Linked DNA regions of Homo sapiens: region 2 is linked to region 1. Evidence: chromatin loops called from intact Hi-C (ENCODE). Cell type or tissue: mammary epithelial cell. All regions are shown on one strand. Links, peaks and the distances in the headings refer to the core of each region. The heading gives the core; the rest is flanking DNA. Region 1 has its middle 180 kb from the start of ANKFN1. Region 2 has its middle 100 kb from the start of PCTP.

Evidence for each region. Peaks named below come from ENCODE experiments on the same cell type or tissue, not always from the same donor. Only the 100,000 strongest peaks of a DNase experiment are listed, where the experiment ranks them.
Region 2: a loop joins it to region 1, with 2.3 times the contacts of the local background. A loop is called at or near these places in 1 of 110 quality-filtered maps.

Annotation. Positions count from the first base shown.
Region 1 is chr17:55,965,200-55,973,684 of GRCh38, reverse strand. No RefSeq gene overlaps it. Among named protein-coding and RNA genes, the nearest start is that of ANKFN1, 180 kb to the left of the region's middle. RefSeq lists an enhancer at 3,047-3,738 and a silencer at 3,835-4,019. In mammary epithelial cell, for the core only: no CTCF peak of the experiment used is centred there; a DNase peak (open chromatin) is centred at 3,894; H3K27ac peaks cover 371 bases.
Region 2 is chr17:55,850,581-55,859,065 of GRCh38, reverse strand. It overlaps a transcript of PCTP not described here. Among named protein-coding and RNA genes, the nearest start is that of PCTP, 100 kb to the right of the region's middle. In mammary epithelial cell, for the core only: no CTCF peak of the experiment used is centred there; no DNase peak of the experiment used is centred there; H3K27me3 peaks cover 178 bases.

The DNA.
Region 1 (8,485 bases), core at 2,384-4,883:
CTGTTGTGCTTGGAGTGTAATATGCACTCAAATGTTTTTGCATTTCCTTCACCTTCTCTTAGATGCAAAAAAAAAAATATGAAGAGAAGGGACTGGGAAGACAAAATGGAAACGAGAAGTCAACAAAGGTCTCCCCTTTATTTTTTTATTTTTATTTTTATTTATTCATTTTTTGAGATGGAATTTCGCTCTTGTTGCCCAGGCTGGAGTGCAATAGTGCGATCTCAGCTCACTGCAACCTCTGCCTCCTGGGTTCAAGCAATTCTCCTTGCCTCAGCCTCCCAAGTAGCTGGGATTACAGGCATGCGCCATCATGCCCCGCTAATTTTTGTATTTTTAGTAGAGACAGGGTTTCTCCATGTTGGTCAGGCTGGTTTTGAACTAGCAATCGCAGGTGATCCGCCCACCTCAGCCTCCCGAAGTGCTGCGATTACAGGCATGAGCCACTGTGCCCGGCCAGGGTCTCCCCTTTAACTGACAAAAAGTCAACTTGGTCCTGGGTGTAATCAATGTATTCTGGGAGAGGAAAATCACTAATCACTAGGATGGACGCATTTCTCAGTGAGTCAAAGTCATGGAATCATTGACTGTACAGAGTTCAGTTCAGGAAAATAAAATAAGAAAAAAATTCATTCTACTTTGGTCAGATCTAGACCACAGTTGAGCCATTGTTTCTGTCTTTTACTATCAGGATTGACGCTGGATGATTGTCTTCATCTTAGAGAACCTGGGTTTCTCCATCTGTAACATGGGAATGATGGGATCTACTTCTAAGGTATCATTATGATTGAATGAGAATAACATTGTAGACTGCTCAGCACAGTGCCTAAAAAACACTTCCAGATATGCAGGAGATGTGAGTTTATTTTCCTGCCCTCTCACAACTGTAATGAATCTTTACAATATTCCACTGCAAGTTGGTGATAAATGCTCTGAAAAGTGATAACAGGCAAACCTAGAATCACAATTTAGAGTAATAATAATAATACTAAAAAATAAAAAATATTCCCTTCTGTTCTCCAACTCTTTTTACTGAAGTATAAATAAAGCCTTTTTCAATTGTTACTTAACTTTCAGCTTCACAAGTTCCTAGTTAATTTCTTTTGCTAACGCAGGTTGTGTGACCATGTACTTTGCTGAACTCAATGAATTTGCCACCACTGCAACTGCTGACGGAAATGACCGAATTTTTGCTTGCATGCTTCAAATTTAGCAAAAGATCATGACACTTAGATATTTCTTCAGGGAGTATTAATTGTAGGGTGAAAGTGACGGCATCCTATTTAGGTTGTCTGGAAAGTCAGAGAAAGATTAGAATTTATAGTTACTATGGTAGCTAATTATACGTTCAAGAATATGCTAGTTGCTGTTTTAAAAAAGGCTTTGATCATAGATGAGACCCTTGTTGGGGGATCAAAGAAAATAAGAAGGTAGAATTTGCCAACTTGAAAAATACCTGGCTACTAAGGCCAAATTTCTCTATGGATAGAAAGTCATCTCCAGTTGTTTTCTTCAGAGTATTAAGGTTTACAAGAAGTTCCTAATAGCGTTGGAATAATATTATAAAATGTTAACCCTTGTGTTTTCACCTTTACTCTCTATTTAACACATGGGTCTCCTTTATTCAAGGAGATGGGCATCATTCATCACATTTATGGCTTTGATCAAAGGTTTGGTCCAGATTATACCAGGACAAGACACTTCTGGCAGAAGATTCCATTAGGGAGAACTAGTTTTCCTACAAACACTCTCATCACTGTAGAAGTCTAGGTGAAGATCTGAGCTCAGGAGGTAAGTCGGGTGGAAGGAGAAGAGAGAGCTGGAGCTGGGTCTGGAGGGCTCTCCATTGTGCCTCTTCTCTGTGGATTGAGTCCTGGGATGGGTCAATGAGGGAAGGGACTTGTGTTTGCTTTCTCACTGGAGCCTGGGAAAATCAGCAAGGTCTGGCAAAACCTACCTAGGCCCCCAAGTCTTGTATGGCTCCAGAATCATGTGAAAAGCGTTTGAAAACTCCCCTGAGAGGGAAGCAAAGGGTAGAAGGAGCCTAGAAGGCCGTAAGGAGACAGTCAGATTGAGAATGGTGCAGTTTATGGCCAAAGAGTGGAGAATATTGCAAGGCTAAACAGATAACAATGACCAGTAATCAGATACTTACCTCCCCATCTCCTATTCCCCATCCTTTCCTGTTTTGAAAGCCTCTTACAATTTAGATCCACCCCAAAAAAGAAGTAAATTCTTATTTAAATGAGGTTAATCCTAAAACGCCTTTAAAAAATTATTGAATAAGACTATCTTTTCTGTCACATAGGGATTAAGTAGGATTCTAGAAGAATAAAGTACCTTGTTTTTTGCATACCTGAATGCATAGCTACTAAAAGTAAAGTTAAATTTCAGGTGGACCACTTATACCTATTCTGAAAAGGAAATAATTTCAAGTCCACAATCTGAAGTTCTAACTTTTGCCATATGTTTGAAAACATGGCGGATCCAGGAAGCCCATTCTCATTCTCATTCTCATTACCTATCCAGAGATATTTCCAAAAAGATGCACTCCTTCATGTCACATTCTATCTGATATATCTGCTGTGGGTACCCATAATTTATAGAATTATAAATTAGGGTGGGTGCAGTGGTTCACTCCTGTAATCCCAGCACATTGGGAGGCTGAGGTGGGCAAACCACCTGAGGTCAGGAGTTTGAGACCAGCCTGGTCAATGTACTGAAATCCCATCTCTACAAAAAATACAAAACTTAGCTGGGTGTGGTGGTGTGCACCTGTAGTCCCAGCTACTCGGGAGGCTAAGGCAGGAGAATCGCTTGAACCCAAGAGACAGAGGTTACAGTGAGCCAAGATCACACCATTGTACTCCAGCCTAGGCAACAGAGCGAGACTCCATCTCAAGGTTAAAAAAAAAAAAAAAAGAGACTTCTTAGTATGCCATCCAATGTTCTCAAAGATCAAACCCTGTCTTTCCTGTCCAATATCACATAAAATTCCTCAGGATAATCTAAATTAACTTCTACAAAGGAAGTGCCCCTTCTTGACGCTGTAGTGTAATTTCACTTTCCTATGTTTTTCCCATTTTTTATTCCTTTACTTTGCATTGTCCCCTGAGGGCAACTCTTTAATATTTAATAGGGTGGGCTTTGGAATCTAACAGATATGGATTCAAGGCTCCAATCTGTGGTTGTCTCACTGACTAGCTAAGCAACTCTAGACAAGTTTCCTCTGATATAAACTTAGGGTAGACTCTAATGTATGAGATGGTTTTGAATTATAAATCAGATTATGAGTAGAAAAAGTTAATGAATGATGCCTACCACCTAGTAATGCTTAAGAAAAGGAGGGGGGCGGCTATTAACACAATTAACAATTCAAAAGAAACCTTTCTTCTCACAATTGTTTATTTACTCAGCTTGCCAGGTAGGCCATATGTTCCCTGGTGGTAAGAACTCCTTCAAAATCTGCACTGTCTGGCATTTACTAGGCATTGAGTAAATGCGAGTGAAATGCATGTTTGTATGGATATTTAAAACCCAGTTTAAACTACATGAATTTTAACATATCTGAGAATCCCGCTCTGATCCCTCAGGCAGAATTAACAGCTCCTTCTTCTGGGAGCTGCTAATGCCACTATATGCCTCTTATTTCAATTTGCTTTCTTACATGTGGATTACATGCTATTTTCCAGTTATTTATATCCCACTTATTTAAACATCTCTCAATAAAATACTGGATACATTCTTGAAATACAACTTCTTCATCTTGTTAGCCAACCACTCTCTCCTTGAACTTAAAACTATCACTGAACTTAAAATCAGAGCCTGGGGCATGATAGGTGCTTACTTAATGCTTGCTAAGTTATGCTGAAAACCTCAAATCATCTTTCCCATTTGTAGTGAGTCAATAGCATCCTGTCTGTACTTGAAGAGCAAGGTAGGGTGGGGACAGGAAGGGGGAAAATTGCTGTGTATGTATTTAGGACACTCTGTCTCCACACCCCAGCACGGCTGAGCAGGGCTATCCTTGACTCCACAGGACAGCTGGACTCAACATGAGAGGAGAGCTTTCACTTTTGATCTTCAAGATAATATTTTTAAATATAAAGCAAAAAGAATTTGAGATAATGTGCATGCTGTCCTTTCAAACATGCCATATGGAATCTGAGGCCCTTGGGTTAAGAATTACAAGATACATTTACTAAATAAAGACAGCCAGGCTCCTGCAGAGCCAACAGGGAAGGACACAAATCATGGAACCACAGTAAAACTTATACTAGAAAAAAAAAAAACAGCAAGAATTAACCCAGGAGTCCCAGCCTCATGCCCTCAGCAGGTCAAATCATACTAACTTCCACTTCCATTTCATTTCCTGCACTATCACTAAATATTAATGGTCCCCAGATCCCTAATGAATCAGGTGTGTAGAAGATAGTATCCCTATTTGAAAAAGTAGCATTCTTATTTGAACCAGCACTTGTGATTTTCAGTACTGACCATTCATGCCTGTACAGGTAGCCAGCTAAGGTAAAGGTTTAGCAAGGTTATTCCAGGTCCTAGTGGAGGATGCTCACCACAGGCTAGCTATGGCGAATTAGGACAATTAAAACACACACACACACACACACACACACACACACACACACACACACACACCCTGTATTCCATTTTGCCTGGGTGGGTCAGTGGGTCTGGGGTTGTAATCATCATCCCAATGAGTCTTCTGTAAGTTCTTTCAGGTTCAGGCTGAATTCAGTTGCTATGTCAATACATTCTCCCCAAACTTTCCACCTACGGTCACCTCCCTGAACACCAAACCTGGTTCTTCTGTACAAATTCTTATCTAGAACTGAGCCACCAAAATGGATTGTTTTATGATATAAAGAAAAGCAATTAGGACAAGACTCTAAGATGTCTGGATAATGAGAACTCTCCTCAAGAATCTGTTTGTAGAGTATAATTCTCAACACTTTTCATAAGGATAATGAAATTGGAAAGCATGCTGGAAGAGAAAACTTCAGGGTCTCACAAATCCCAAGTGCCTAGAAAAGTCTATGATAAAACATACTATGTAGATCATGTGTATGTGTTTGGGAAGAGGCATGGTTAGCTCAGACATATCACCTCGGTTTTACATTTAAGATGGTGTTGAAGTGTCTGATTCTGGGAAGATATGCAACATACAGCCTGGATATATACAAGACTCCATCACTAATCTCAAATCATCTAGCATGAATTTGTGTGAGCTCCCTGTGTATACAAGGTTAGCAAGAACTCCCCTACATTTTATCTATGCCTCAGTTTCCCGACCACTGTAGTTGGGCATACTTTTATTGGATGGCATTGGAAAAGAAAAAAAATAAACTTTTCACTTAAGATTGCATCTCTAGTCCATAAAAATGTTAAGAGAGGAAGTGGAAAGGGGATCAAACTCCCAGGAGGAAGGAGAATGAAGGGGGAGAGAGATACACAAAATCAGCTCATCAATCCTTTTCTCTTATTGATCTTAAGCTTTTCAAAGCTGATAGTTGGTGGATATTATTAAATGTATATATATATATGCTGGGCACGATGGCTCACACCTGTAATCCCAGCACTTCGGGAGGCCAAGGTGGGCAGATCACCTGAGGTCGGGAGTTCAAGACCAGCCTGACCAACATGGAGAAACCCTGTCTCTAACTAAAAACACAAAAAAATTAGCCAGGCCTGGTGGCAGATGCCTGTAATCCCAGCTACTCAGGAGGCTGAGGCAGGAGAATAGCTTGAACCCGGGAGGCAGAGGTTGTGGTGGGCCACGATCGTACCACTGTACTTCAGCCTGGGCAACAAGATTGAAACTCCGTCTCAAAAAAAAGAAAGTATATATATTTAATATATATACACATCCAGAAATTTGTCCATCCATGTAAACACAAGGCTTACTGCTTTGAGAGAGGAGATTAATATAAAAGATATCCAAGAAGGAGCAAGAGACTATTCAGGAGCTAAACATTCCCCAGTAGTCTGACCTGTGCTGCCAGTGTTTAAGTTTATTTTCATTTAGTTTCCCATGCTCTCTAGGTAGCTATGCTCCAACAGGTGATGCCATCACAAGGAGTATGATGCAGTTTTATTTACAACAAATTTGACCCGGGAGGGGAGCAACCAGGATTTTCAGGGTTCAGCTCACTACATACTACTGACCAGGAGCCAGGCCCATGAGGGCAGCCAAAGAGGAAACCCAGTCACTGGACTGGGAGAAAAGCTTTTGATAATAATCACAACGTGGGCCAGGCGCGGTGGCTCACACCTGTAATCCCACCACTTTGGGAGGCCAAGGCGGGCAGATCATGAGGTCAGAAGATCGAGACCATCCTGGCTAACACGGTGAAACCCCATCTCTACTAAAAACACAAAAAATTAGCTGGGTGTGGTGGCGGGCACCTGTAGTCCCAGCTACTCGGGAGGCTGAGGCAGGAGAATGGTGTGAACCCGGAAGGCAGAGCTTGCAATGAGCAGAGATCATGCCACTGCACTCCAGCTGGGCGATAGAGCAAGACTCTGTCTCAATAAATAAATAAATAAATAAATAAATAAATAAATAAATAAATAAACTAAATGCCATAAATTGTAAGAACTTGAATAATCCTTAGATACTGTTGCATGCCTGCCCCCATTTCATTTGTAGTGTGGCCATCATCTCTGTTTGCCTGGAAGTCTCCATGTGCACAAATTGCTCTGGCACAGTTATTAACAGCAATTCCTCTTACTGTAGGAAGTATCCTGGTTTGGATAACAAATTATCTGGTCATCTATGCATTTGGCAAATTGAAATCTGAGGCCCAAAGAAGGAAGACAAATTAGTGGCAGGGGGAACAGAAATAGGAATGGATTATAGGTTGGTTTGCTGTGGCCAAGAACAACAAAAATCAAAACAAACAAACACAACCCAACTGCCACACATTGCATTAATACTACCTATGTCTCTGTCTGCCTCTTTGACTAGATTATAGGGTTGCATCATAGCATCATATTTCTCAATGCCAATCCCGTATCAGGTATTTGATCAATATTTGTTTGACTGTTACATTTATTAACATACTTTCATGTATATTGTCCCATCTAATTTTCCACTGACAATAACATCCATTGTAAGATGGATATTATTAAATAAAGATGAGAAAGCTGAAAATCTGGGATGTTAAACACTGAGAAAGTTAATAGCAAAAACCACTGAAACCCAGGTCTTCAATGTTTCTTTCCATTACATTATGCTTAGTGTTAGAAGGAGTCTAAATGTAGAGGGAATGTTTGCTTAGAGGGATGGAGCCCGGAAGAGCCAAGAAAAATGTGGCAGGAGAGAAACACGGCTGTGGGTCAGAGATTTGATTACTGGACCAGCAAAATTGTTTTTTGGAGCCCTGTAGCTTCTTCCAAGATGGCTGCTTCTTTGAAGAGAGGAAGCACATCATGTGTTGTCGGCAGCGGAGTGGAAGGGGGGTTTGGACGTAGCCAGGATGCCGCAAGGGCAGAGTTTCAAAGTACAGGCTAATGTAGAACTGAATGGACCTACACAGCAGCAAGACTTGGGGCAGGCCGACAAGGGTTTCCCCTCACAAGGGCTTCCATATGGCACATCCAGGGCTCCATTCAAGAAAGTATCAAGCCTGGCATTTTCCCGGCTGTTTACTCAAAAAAAAAAAAAATTAAGGCTTAGCATTTTGAAAAATGTATTTCTTGGAGACAAATATATTTTGGCCCAATTCACATCCCACTAGTACTCACCACACAAAGTTTCCAGTTCTATCCCCAGGCCGCAGCACTGCTGTACCATGAAGGATGATATTTTATTTATTTAATTTGTCTCTTTTTTTCTTAAATAATCCCCCTTTCTAGCTCCTTTAGCAACTAGTCGGTTTGTATTCTTTTGTCTCTACATTGTCCTCTTTGCTTGGACCCATGAAGTCAGTGTTATGTCTGCTTACTTCCAGGAAAACTTTTTCATTTTCAGTAATGAAAAAAATACTACCTGGCATGGAGCTATAGATGTCCTGTGGGACCATCGGAAGCCTCCTTGACCTCTTCCTGGTCCAGATGCCATCAGGATTCAGCCTGCCGTAGGCTACCCTAGGAAACAGAAGATGTACACACTTGTTCAGAAGGGAGATAACTAAACATTGGAAGAACATCTTTTTCTCCTGCCTCAAAGTACTCTGTGTGGATTGTGGCTTCTCTCTCTCCTTTTCCCATTTTACCCTCCCCCCATCACCTTGAGTAAATATCTGCCAGTCCCATACAGAGTTATCAAAAGAAATAAAAGAAGATTTCTAATAAATTCTCACACCATGACACAAATCCCAATCTTCAACAACTGACATTTCTGGATCTTCCATCTATGTTAGGGGAACTAATAGGGTTCCTCCTGGGCAGTAGAGGGCACTGTGCCTTGTACCTTAGGAATCTGACCACAGTTAATAGAAACATATGTTGTGGCTGCTTCCCCAGC
Region 2 (8,485 bases), core at 2,674-5,173, 110 kb after region 1:
GTATATAGAATGAAGCACACAATTTTTTTCATGTGTTTGTTTGATATTTGCTTTATTTTTATTTGAAGAAGAAAAATGATGAGTTAAAGTTCTTGTAACATTATTGCCTGATCTTTTTAAATAATTTTAGACATGGAGAACAGTAGAAAGAAGAAAACACCTTTGTCACCTTAAATCTTCCACCAAGAAATATCCATTATTATTGGGGGACTATCATCTCAAATACCATTTTTATATGCATAGAACAGTAATGGATTCGAAAACTTATTTTAAAAAGATCATGCAGTGATTTTGCATAAAAGCATTTATTTTAACTTGATTTTCATAGAAGGGGGAAAAGTATAATGACCTCATTTATTATTTTCCAAAAATATCCCTCTAAGACTGATGAAAGGCTATGTAGTAGTTGAAATCTATGTGTTTGATATTTTTAGCAAATTTCAGTTTTGACCCTATTACTCTAACAAAGAAAAATCTCACACCTTCTCCTACCTCTTCTAACTGCATTTTTAAATTTTTGAAGTAATTTTATTATGTTTATCATTATCTTTATTATATTTTGTCGCATGACTAATCTGTTCCATAAATATTATTTGCATAATTGGCTTATATTAGTTTTAGATTTAAAAAGATTCAGCACACACCACTAATACTTTTTTTACTATGGCTCCTTCAGTTCTCATTTAATTTTTTTTTTTTTGCTTTATGCTTTTAAAGCAGAACTTGTCAGCAAGTGCATGTATGCATTTGGGATAAGAAGGGTCATTTGGTGCTGAAATGCTTCATGTTTGAGTATATCTAATTGTTGTCTTATACTTGAAATACATACTGGCTCTATTCATTATTTTTAGACACACTCCTAGAACTTCATAGAAAGCTTTCAAAATTGAACACTTCCATGGGAAAGAGAAATGTCAATCTGGTTTCCCTTTTCTGGCTCCTGTAGGCATTTGAGTTTGTGACACCTGACTCTGGTCCAGATCTTTCCTTAGACAAAAAAAAAAAAAAAAAAAAAAAAAAGCCATCTAATTTTAAATACAGATTCTCACTAGAAGTGTATAAAAATACTTAATATTTGCCATTCTGATAAATAAAGAAAATTATATGACTCTACTGCTTTAACATGCATGTCTTTGATCTTCAGGATGGGTTGAATATTTTTTACTAGATTACTTGATAACTAGCTATATTGGTTTTTATAAAACTTAGCAGACGTCCATCTGGTCATTCACACCCAGATCATATATGTACATTAACATAATAATAATGTAACTGGATAAGTTTAATGAATCAACTGTATGGAGGTCAGCATACCATGTCAACCTGATTAGATCATTCTGAACCCAGAAGGGTAATATGATTTTTCCGAATAGCAAAATATATAGAATAATGAAATTTTATAACTAAACTACTGCAGGATATTCTAATAATACAGTGGTTTATAAACATTTTCAGCAGTGAAATCCTTTTTTTTTTTTTTTTGAGACGGAGTCTTGCTCTGTCTCCCAGCTGGAGTGCAATGGTGTGATCTCGCCTCACCACAACCTCTGCCTCCTGGGTTCCAGTGATTCTCCTGCCTTAGCCTCCCAAGTAGCTGGGACTACAGGCACACGCCACCATGCCTGGCTAATTTTTGTATTTTTAGTAGTGTCAGGATGCGAAATTCTTTTTAAAAAAATCTTACACCAAAACCTAGTCAGTAAAACAGATAAGGTAGGTGTGCTGTAAATAAAATGAAATAGGGCAGGGGGAGAATAGAATTCAGCCTGATTTTTCTCTTTCTGACTCTTAGGTAACTCAAAGAACCACAAGACCCTATAACTCTCAATTTGAAGATGGCGTGATAATTTTATACCCTGAACCTGTTCTCTGCTTGGGACACAGAACAAGGATAGATACACCATTCGGAGCCTGTTTTCTGACCACAGGAGAATGAACCAACACATTGAAAACAAACAGATCACCAGAAAATTTCTACTCTTTAAAAAATAGTCAGCATACTTCCAAATAATCCACATCAAAATAGAATTAACAAAAAATAATATAAGGTATTTGAGCTAAATAATGATGAAACTACTGCTATTAGATGATGTGAAGTAAAGCTGAAGCTATTAAGGATAAAATTTATAGGCTTAAAATGAATATATTAGAAAATATGAAAGTATCCAATCTAAAAAAGTTGAAAAAAACCTTACCCTAAGAAAATGAAAAAAAATCCAGAAATCTTGATGTGAACAAATTGATAGAAGACAAATTTATTAATATAAAAATTAAACAATAAAATGGTTCTTAAAACAAAACAGGCTAATAAAATTCATGGACTCAGCTAAAAAAGCTGATCAAAAACAGAGAAGGGGAAAACCCCTTAATATCAGACATTAAAATGAGGTCATCGCCACAGATAGATGTTGCAGATATTACTAGAAAATAAAAGGATATTAACAACTTTATATAAGTAAACTTGAGAGTTTTAGTCAAATTGATACCTTTCTAGAAATCCCCAAAACTGAAATGAGAAGAAATAAATATTAATAATTTCATATATATTAATTAAATTGATCTATAATTTAAATTCTTTCTGCTAAATAATCTCAAGGACTAGAAGGCTTTCACAGTGATTTCTTCCTAACATTTAAGGATGAAACACCACCAATTTCTCACACACTCTGGAAGAGATTAGGGGAGGAAATGTTTAGAGTTGGGGAGGGGAATATTCTCATCTCAAATTATTAGGTCAGCATAGCTTGATATTAAAATATGACAAGGGCATTACAAAAAAGGCAATTTAAATGTCAACAGGCTAATGAACATAGATGTAAAAATTGTTAAATCATTAGTCTAAATATTAACAATTAGAATTCAGTGGTATATAAAAGGATAATATAACCAAATGAGAGTTTATTCCAAGAATGCAAGTCAATCAGGTGTCTATTGAGGCAATAATATTGTGTGACAAACTACCCTTAATCTCAGTTGTTCAAAGACATAACCATTTGTTTCAACTTCAAGTCTGTAAGTGGGTTTTTTAGTTCTCTGGACTTGGCTGGCTTCTTCAAATATCTAAAGACAGCTGAGGGGAGTGTAGATTGGCTTAAAAAAAAGACTGAAGAAACTATTTGGAAGTATCCACTAATGCTGAACACATGCATATCCTATGAACTAGCAATTCTACACCTAAGAAATGCATATATATGCTCTCAAAAAATCTACAATATTGTTCATTCATAGCTGTGTTATTTGTAACAGCTACAACATAAAAATTATCAAAATATCCGTCTAGAGTAGGATTAATACATTATGGCATATTAATAGAAGAGAATTCTATTTAACAATAAAATAGTTGCTCTAAGCAACTGCTATGGTCTAAATGTTTGTGTCTCTGCAAAAGTCATATGTTGTAAACCTAACCTCAGAGGTGATAATATTAGGAAGTGAGGACTTAAAAAGGTGATTAGGACAGGAGGCTTCTACCCTCATAAATGGGATTAGTGCCCTTATAAAAGAAGCCCCAGAGATCTGCCTTCTCCCTTCCACCTTATGTGGATGTAGCTAGGTGTCATCTATGAACCAGAAATGAACCCTCACCAGCCACTGAATCTGCTGGTGCCCTGATATTGGACTCCCCAGCCTCCAGAATTGTGAGCAGTAAATTTCTGTTTCTTATAAGCCATTGAGTTTATGGTATTTTGTTATAGTAGCCCAAAAGGACTAAGACAGCAACAAAATCTATTATTAAACAAACTAAACCAGACACCCCCCAAAAGAAGTATCACATTATTTATATTAAATTTAAAAATATGAAAACCCACTCCATGCATTTAGAAGTCAGGTTAGTGACTCCCCACCCCCACCTGGAAAACTGTGACTGGAAAGAAATGCAAGGAAGACTTGGGACTTACAGTATCCTGTTTCATCTGGGGCCTGGTTATGTGGACATGTTCAATGTGTGAAATTTTGAGTTATGCACTGAAGTGTGCCTTTCTGTGACTATGCTATGCCTCAATTTTTAAAAGGTAATTTTATGATTCAAGATATATAGAAAATATAGAATATGTAAATATAAAATATAGAAAGCATAGAAAAGTCATACAGTGAAGAAAAAAATGCCATTAGGGATTGAATGACAGATCATTGAATGAGGGAAGATACTTTATACACACACACACACACACACACATATAAAAATATATATCATATATTATGTATGTATACTTACATATGTGTATATATATTTCTGGGTGAATATACATATTCATACATACACAAACATGTATAAAATATATACATACCTATGCATGTTTTACACATATACAACATGCCATATGTAATATACATATACATACATAACATGTATATGTTAAATATTTGGGTCTAGAATATACAAAGAAAAGGTAAATACAGACAACCATTACTTCAAATAAACCAAAGACTTGAACAGCCCTTACAAAAGATGAGGAAATTCAAATTCCAAAAAACATAATTTTAAAAGATATTCAGCTTCATTAGTCACCAGAAAAATATGTATTACAAATACCAAGAGCCTATACTACACATAAAGAATGGCTATAATGAAAATTATTGTCAATACCAAAAGACAGCATTGTTGTGGAGCAATAGGACTGTTTAGGCATTGCTGGTAGAAATAGAGATTGGTGTAAAATTTTGAAATAATGTGTAGTACTAGAAATACTGTGTGGTACTGTGCAGACTCTAGGACCAGCAATTCCACTTGTAGCTATATGTCAAACCAAAATGTTCTGTTTGCATATATTCTCCAACATGTATAGGAATGTTCATAGGAAAACTATTTGTATTAGCCAAGAACTGAGAAGAAAAAGTCTATTAATAGTAGAAAAAATAATCTATGGTATATTCTAATAATAAAATAAAGAATTAGGAGAAGGAACAAACTATTGCCTTACAAAAAAACACAGAAACATTTAAGTAGCACCTTATTGAGGAAAATAATATATTTTGCACTATTCTATTTATATGAAGTTCAGAAAACAGACACAACTAAGTAGTAAGTGTAGATAGATGGTGTTCACCTTTGTGGGAAGGTTTGTTGAGAGGGAGCATGATGGGGCCTCTGGGGTGCTGGCTACATAGGTGTGTTCTTCATGCTGTACACCTATGCTGTGTGCAATTTCCTGTGTATAGCTTATGTTTCAAGTTTTTTTAAGTAAATACTTGTGTAGGACAGAAAACCACCATAAGCAAAATTAAAAGACAAGTCATGAACTGAAAGATAATATTAATACATATATGTTAATGTTGTTATATTTATAACATATGTTATAATATGTAACATATAAATATACACGTTTTATATGTTAAAATATGTATATGTTATAAATTTGTTATAATTTAAATATGTTATGTTGACTATTAACATATTACTTATGTTAATGTATGTGTAACAGATAACACATAACATATAAAATATGCTATATATAATATAAATATATTTTAATATTATATGTGTAATATATAACATATAACTATAAATATGTTATATTTATAACATGTTATAAATATGTTATGTAAGTAACATGTTTTATATAAATAAATGACATATGTTACATAAACATATATGTGTTGTATACATAAGTTTATATAGATATATGTTATTTAAAATATAAATTCATATGTTAATATATTATAAACAGATCTATGACATATTAACATAACCAATAATAAAAAGACAACTGTTCTTTTAAAAATGTGATAAATATGTAAACAGTTAATTCGCAGGTGGTAATTGAAGGGACCAAAATCATTAAAACGTATTACACCTCCCCAGTTATCAGGGAAATGTAAATTAATACCAAAATGGGATACCTTTTTATGTTTATCAGATTTGCATCAATCTGACAATGCCAGTAAATGCTGAATGAAGTCGTGGATCAATGAGAAGTTTTGTAAATTCTAGTGTCTTAGCCCAGGCTGCTATAACAAAATACCTTAGACTAGGTGACTTAAACCACAGACATTTATTTCTCACAGTTCTGGAGGCTGGGAAGTCCAAGATGAAGGTGCCAACAGATTCTGTTCTTGGTAAGGGCCCTCTTGCTGGCTTGCAGACAGCTGCCATCACTCTGTGTGCTCACATGACCTCTTTGTGTGCATGCTGACAGAGAGAGCTCTCATTTCACTTCCTCTTCTTATAAGGACACTAATCCCATCATAAAGGCTCCACCCTTGTGATCTAGTCTAAACCTAATTACCTCCCAATGGTCCCATCTCCAGATACTATCATACTAGGGATTGAGGCTTCAACATATGAGTTTGAGGAGGGCACAGATAATCAGCCCATAATGGCTGGTTAGAGAATAAATTAGTACAATCACTTGGAGGAGATCTGCAGAGCTGTTTATTCAACAGTTTCACTCCTAGATGAATTCTCTAGAGAAATACTCAAACCTGGGTAGAAGAAAACATAAAATGATATTAAAAACACTAGGAATGAGTGATTAGAAATGACCAAAATATTCATCAATAGGAGAACATATAAATTAACTATTGTACAGTAAAATCTCTCTAAAATACAATAAATGAGGTTCAAACATTCAGCCAGGTAAAATAAGGATTTTAGTTATGAGATCTTGCAGTTCTTGGGTCTCACTCTCTATGGTTTGGCAGTACCTGGTGAAGTTGTATGACTCAGCTTAAATATCAATGGGAGTGTTTCTTGGCCTTATATTTGGAATAAAATTCCAGGAGAGTGGTTACAGTACCACGACTTTTCCAGTTCATTGTCACCTCCTTTTGTTTGAGGGTTATATTCAATGAAATTATGCTGAAAGGATACTGGAGATAAGAAGACATACTCTTGTCTTATTCTTCAAAGATAAATTCCATTGCACTTGAATTTCACACTTATTCTGAGATTCTAGTATATATTACTTCAACAGAATAGTATATAACACTTAAAATGTATGAACTGGAGCTACAAATGTCAAAATGGAAATATCTCAAAAATATAAAGTTGAGTAAAAAAATAAATTGCAAAACAATATGTAGAGTCTGATCAAATTTGATTTAACTCAAATTCCAAAACTTGTAGAATTATATTGTATTTTTTGATATATACGTAATAAAAGTCAAAAACAATAATGACACACAGCAGCTTCAGGATTGTAGCCTCCTCTGGAAGGCAGGGAGATGAGATCAAGATAGTACATACAGTGATTTTCAATTGTGGTTGTTCCATTTTACCTCTTTTAAAAAACTGGAAGCCAATATGGCAGAATATTAAGGTTTTTTGATTCAGATGGTAAATATATGTGGGTTTGTTATATCATTTCATTTAGTGTGGTTAAAATATTTTGAAATTAAAAACATAGTCAGAAAAAAAATAAATCCATTGCTCTGACCCAATAAGTCCCTTCATCTTATGAAGAAAACTGAGACCCAAGGATGTATAGAGTTTCCCCACAGCCTGTATTTTATTTTCTGTCACTCTTTGAGAAGGAAGGTTTCCATTATTATTTGTGAGCCAAGTAATTAAAGTTTAGACATAATATGTTAGATTACCCTCCTTTAAAACGAAAAGAAAAGAAAGCTGAATGTAGTAGAATAAACTCTGCAGTGTGGTTGGCCTCCAGTACTACCCAATATCATCCAATTCAACGTGCTAGCTGAGAGCTTGAGTGGGTCACCTTACAGACAACCTCCATAGTCCATTTCAGCTCATCTGAAAGCTCTGTTTTAGAAATATTCTAAAAAATCTTTAACTCTCTGAAACTGTCTGTGAAATGTTCTGAATTTCCTGGAGAAAGGGTCTATCGATAGCACTGATAAGATTCTCAAAGTCATTTATGCCTCAGTAATGACTAAGATGACTATGTCAAACAAACTTTCATCACTCTACACATAATCATACTTTTAAGAAAAAATAGGATCTAAGAGCTTTTTTGGCATCAATGGCCAGAGCTCCTTCCCCTTGCCCTAGTCCATTTTCATAAAATAACAATGCTTTTTCACATGAGTGATAGTTTGGATAGTTGAGAAGATATTGGTTTCCATATCTGGTCAATCATTAGAATCACCTGAGAGCTTTTAAAATAATTTATCTAAAAAACCTGAATCAGCAGAGTGAGAGACAGTGGTTCGTATTAAAAAGCAACAACCCTCTGCTTCTGTAGGTGGGTTTTAGAATCACTAAATTAGAACATGATGCCAATCAGACCAGTTTGATCCAATAGGATCAATGAATTTCATACGGAGAAAAATCTCTGACCAATGATAACAAATTATATCTTTAAAAGCTTTTCTACCATTAAGTGATTTTTTTATAGAGGAGAAAAATAAACAGAGGACTAAGTATAAAGTAAAAGTGGGTGAATATAAGTCATTTTTCTGCTACTGAGAAGATAACTGAAACCTACGTGCCATAGAAAGTATATGACAGAATCATCATCCCATAAAAAGCCCACAGGAGTTGGTTGGATCTTCGTAGATCTTTGCATAAATGCTAGGACGG